Regions from separate parts of the Homo sapiens genome. Here region 2 is linked to region 1. Evidence: read pairs that join two places in POLR2A ChIA-PET (ENCODE). Cell type or tissue: B cell. All regions are shown on one strand.

What was found. Peaks named below come from ENCODE experiments on the same cell type or tissue, not always from the same donor. Only the 100,000 strongest peaks of a DNase experiment are listed, where the experiment ranks them.
Region 2: POLR2A ChIA-PET joins it to region 1 with 5 read pairs; 1 of 35 experiments calls an interaction of 5 or more read pairs at or near these places.

What each region holds. Positions count from the first base shown.
Region 1 is chr17:58,336,653-58,339,152 of GRCh38, reverse strand. It overlaps TSPOAP1-AS1 (TSPOAP1, SUPT4H1 and RNF43 antisense RNA 1), which reads right to left. Exons shown (of 5, transcript NR_038410.1): 3 at 1,474-1,705. Among named protein-coding and RNA genes, the nearest start is that of MIR4736, 1.9 kb to the right of the region's middle. RefSeq lists enhancers at 26-85, 831-1,125, 1,096-1,305, 1,536-1,605 and a silencer at 571-865. In B cell, CTCF peaks have their summits at 488, 688 (motif pointing right) and 978; DNase peaks (open chromatin) are centred at 32, 1,062, 1,382 and 1,832; H3K4me3 peaks cover 2,500 bases; H3K27ac peaks cover 2,500 bases.
Region 2 is chr17:59,349,642-59,352,141 of GRCh38, reverse strand. The region is part of intron 1 of YPEL2 (yippee like 2); the gene reads right to left. Among named protein-coding and RNA genes, the nearest start is that of MIR4729, 15 kb to the left of the region's middle. In B cell, no CTCF peak of the experiment used is centred here; a DNase peak (open chromatin) is centred at 1,451; H3K4me3 peaks cover 1,443 bases; H3K27ac peaks cover 2,083 bases.

The DNA.
Region 1 (2,500 bases):
GTAGACTCACTTCCTCTGCCCTGCACCCCAGAGAGGCCGGGAGATGGAGGGCGGGGTCTCAGGAGGAGGGGTGGGGCATGGTCTGGATTCATGGAAGGTGAGGAGATGCAGGAGAAATGAAGGGGGGTATGTCCCTGGGGAATCAGCTGGAGGCAGGCAGGCATCAGTCTCTTCTGCTTTTGCTTAGGGACTAAGATTCAGGAATCCCTCTGGCCTTGGCACCTCCCCCTACCTTGTTCTAGACACCAGGGGCCAAAATTGAGAACCACATGATATCCTTGCAAAGGGATCGTTTATAGCACCTGGAAACAAGAATCTAAGAAGCAGCCTTTGGCCTTGTGCCTCTACACTAATCATCTATTACATCCCTATGGCAATTTCCAGGTTCAAAATGGGCCACCTCTATTATTGCATTTGACCCTCAGTGCCATCCCACGAGGCAATATTATTCCCCTTTCACAGATGAGAAAACTGAGTTTCCATTACATCTCTCGCCCACAGTCAGTGGCCTGGTGAAGCTGCACTGGTGCTTCAGCCTTTCCCCTTGCACAACGCTGCTGTCCCTATGGCCTCCCTTCAGTTCTCCATGGCAGATGGGGATCCAGGGCCCATAACTGGGGCAGGGGCATGGGGGTCCTCCAGGTTTCCCTTTTTCTTCCTTGAACCCCATCCAGCCTGCAGGTGGGGCTCTGGGGTTGCAGGTCCACTGACCTTAGTAACAAAGGCTCCTTGGGGGTGAGGGCTTCCATGCCTCCTGTGTTCACCCACCCTGGGACCCCTCGAAGAGGTGCCGGGACCCCTGACACCCACCCCCATTTTGTCCCAGGCTTCTCACCTCCCCCTCCCCAGAGCCGCAGCCCCATGACGCAGCCAGCCGCTGTTGCCCCATTGGCCCGCCCTAGTGCATTTGCCCTTATTTGGCCAGGCCAGCTCCAGGCTGGGTCTCCACCCCCGGCCCAGCCCCCGCAGGCCTGTCTCTCTCACTTCGTCTTTTTGAGGTTTGGCTCTGGGGCTCTGGGGCTCTGGGGCCCTGGCGGGCGTCACTTCAAACGCACTTTCTGGTTGAGTCACTTTTTAACGGCTCCAGTGCTGTGAGCTGCTGCTGCTGCTGGGTCCCTGGCCTTGGGGGCCAACCCTCCCCCATTTGACTGCTTAATAGGCTCTGAAGGAAAGGGCTGGGGAGGCCATCTGCTGCTGGAGAGACTCTGCGGGCCACCTGGCCACCCAGTTAGGCCCCTCTGCCCCCCAACCCACAAGCCTGGGCCAGAGGGTCCGCCCTGGGTCGCTCCCACTGCTTTTTCCAACGGGGTTGTGAGGGGAGAACAGGTCTTCACAGAAGACCTGTTCTTTGGGGACTTTGAATTGAGCTCCCTCTGGGGAACAGAAACGGGGTGCCCGATTTTCAGGAAGGTGAAACTTAACCTCGCTGAGTTTCCGGTTCCTCATCTCTGAGATGGGGATACCATCACTTACCTCACTGGGTCAGCATGACGATCAAGCGAGATTCAGATTGAGTGTGTTTCATCAAGTTCTCTAGCTGCCTGGGCTGCCTCCCTTCCCTCGGCCCCGAGTGCAGAACGTGGAGGTGAACGGGATGAATCCAAGCTGGTTCGCAGGGCAGTCCTCACTGAGCAGTCTCTTTCCAACTCTCACCACCTTTTCCAGCTGGTCCTGGGATGTGAGGAATCCTGTTGGGGGCAGGAGGCTGGCAGGAGGAAATAGATAGCTCTTTGCCCCTTGTTTCCAGACAAGATAAGGGGAGAATTCTACTAGAGCCATTCCTAGCCACCCTGCCTTCTCTGCATTTTGGGAGGTGTGCCCTCGAGCCAGCTGAGAAGATACCATGGCTGCCTGGGGGCTGGGCAGGATTTGGAACACAGATACTGCTGCTTCCTCCTGCGAGGTCTCTGGGCTCCTGTGCTCTTGGGGACTTCCTAGAGCACAAACAAGTCTTTTGGTCAACTCCCTCCCCATTTTTATAGGTGAAGAAACAGGCTGGGGTTTAGGGGCAGATTCAGTGACTGGCCCAGAATTGTACCATAAATAATCACAGGGTGAGGATTAGACCCCTAGTTTCTTGACACTTAATTTTATCCTCTGCTTGGTGATCCTGATGTTGGGATAGGGAGTGGGGCTGATGAGGGATTGTAGTGGGTTCCAGGCAGAAAACCAGCTCTTGGACCCCCTCCCTGTCCCCGCCACACATACACACACAATTTATTTGCAGCAGTTGGAACTGGAGCAGGTGCAGCTATGCAAGTTAAACCCAGCACCTGTGTGTGGAGAGAGTCCAGAGGGAGCTTTCATCTCTCCACTTGTGTCCCCAGAAGATCCCAGAGGAGAAAGCTTCTGGTTTCACGGCCACTCCCACAGCAGTGGTCAGGGTAGCCTTCCTCACACCCACACCCCCTTTCCACCCAGCCCGTCCTGCCTTTTCCCAGATGTTGTGGAAAGAACCCAACTTGGCCCTAACTTGTTTTGTGACCTCAGGCTGCCTTCT
Region 2 (2,500 bases), 1.0 Mb before region 1:
TAGGGAGATGGGGAAGGAAGACAAACAAAATCAGATCTTCCTGGCTGGACTACGTCTGGGATCCATCTGGATCTTTAGAGAAAGCCTGCAAATCATCGTCCTCTTTTTCCTCTAAACCTCCCTGGAACCAAATCTTCTAAGGCGAAACTGCCATCTTCCCTGGAATCCTTCCCACCAAAACAGTCACTGAGGCCGCCATACTTCTGGGACACTTTATACCTTCCTGAGTGGCCAACTAACTAACTAGCACTAGGCTGAAGGACAATATCAGCCACCACCCCTTAACCCACAGTGAGAGCACTTCTCTTCTGCAGCCCTGAGCCAAGGAAGCTCCTCATGCAAAGCGACCAATTATATGTGAGCTATCTGACTGTTGAAGGGATTCAGACCTTTGGGGGCCAATGTATGATGTCGCCCCTGCTCAGTCTCCCACCTCTAGTTTTAAAGATGTAAAATCAGTTTACAGTGAACATTATAGCAACACTTGAAGGAAATGGAAGTGGGAAATAATTCTCTCGGCTTTGCCTCAGTTAGGTCTGGCCATCACAGGAGATAGGACGAAAGATACATAAACTTTTGGATCCAGAACCCCTTCATCACACCCTGGGCACACTCTGGGTAGCAGGTAAGGTGAATGACAAAACAGCCCACAGAAGACCAATGCTGTTGGGTGCCAGAGTGTTACAGATAGAAAGGGTGGTAGAGCCAAGTACCCTGCTTGGAGTTTCCTGAAATACCCTCAACCTTTCTTTTTCTTTCTTTTTTAAGACAGAGTCTCACACTCTGTCTTCCAGGCTGGAGTACAGTGGCATGATCTCGGCTCACGGCAACCTCCGCCTCCCGGGTTCAAGCAATCCTCCTGCCTTAGCCTCCCATGTACCTAGAATTACAGGCGCCCGCCACCACGCCTGGCTAATTTTTGTATTTTTAGTAGAGACAGGGTTTCACCATGTTGGCCAGACTGGTCTTGAACTCCTGACATCAGGTGATCAACCCACCTCAGCCTCCCAAAGTGCTGGCATTACAGGTGTGAACCACCGCACCTGGCCCTTCCACCTTTCTAATACTCCTGTTCCATTTCAGGATAGACAGCACATCCAGGAAAGGAAGGGGTGGTGAGTTAGAGTAAGGAAATAGGAAAGACAGGCAGGGGAAAACAAGCAGTAGGCTTCCCCCAGGCCAAATGCTGCTAGAGTCCACAGCCTTAGCTGCCCGCTGGGGAGCACAAAGAGCACCAGACCCATCCGTCTTACACAAACACAGAGGGGAGAAAAAGAAACAATGACCCTGGCTGCCAGGCTGAGTTTAGAGAGCAGATACAGAGTCTGTTTTCTTATACATGCAGACAGCTTCTAAATTATACATTTCCCCAGAGTAGAATTATTTCTTCTCTCACTTCTCCTCTGAAGGAAACCCCCAAAAAAAGTTTACAGGTAGAAGTTTCTGGTTATGTTCAGCTTCAAATCTGAATCCCGAAACTTATTCAAAGCTACCTTCTGTGAAATAAGCATTTCTTGTTTGTATTAAATGTGAGTGTGTCACATACAAACACACACATGCACATTCCATCCTCACCACAGCTCTGAACCTAAAAAGACAAGAGAAAAATCTACCATATAAGCAATGGCCCAGGCTGTCTGGTGCTAGAAAGGCTCTGGAAGGCCTAGACAAGAAGCCTTACATTTTGCTGTGGCAGGGTCACTCTGCTCCCCATTGCTCTTAAATATGAATAAACAGGCATCCTAGAGAGGGACTCCTTTCCTAAGAAGAAAAAAGGAAAAGCCAGATGCGGTGGCTCACACCTATAATCCTAGCACTTTGAAACAGGAGGATTGCTTGAGCCCAAGAGTTCGAGACCAGCTTGGACAACACGGCAAGACCTCAACTCTACAAAAAATTCAAACTTAGCCAGGCATGGTGGCACGCGCCTGTGATCCCAGCTACTTGAGAGGCTGAGGCCAGAGGATTACTTGAGCCCAGGAGGTTGAGACTGCAGTGCACAGTGTTCACTCCAACTGCATTCCAGCCTGGGTGACAGAGCATTAAAAAAAAAGAAAAGAAAAAGGGAAGAAAAAGCGGCTTGCTGAAATATGAATCTTGTTCAACTGGTACAGGACAAACTAGAAGAAATGAGAGGAGGTAAGTAGAAAGCAAGGAGAAGCAGGATCAAGAAAGGCCTGTAGGGCCAGGCACAGTGGCTCATGCCCGTAATCCCAGCACTTTGGGAGGCTGAGGCGGGCGGATCACGAGGTCAAGAGATTGAGACCATCCTGGCCAATATGGTGAAACCCCGTCTCTACCAAAAATACAAAAATTAGCCGGGCATGGTGGCGTGTGCCTGTAGTCCCAGCTACTCAGGAGACTGAGGCAGGAGAATCGCCTGAACCTGCGAGGTGGAGGTTGCAGTGAGCCGAGATCGTGCCACTGCACTCCAGTCTGGTGACAGTGCGAGATTCTGTCTCAAAACAAAACAAAACAAAACAAAAGGCCAGCCTGTGGG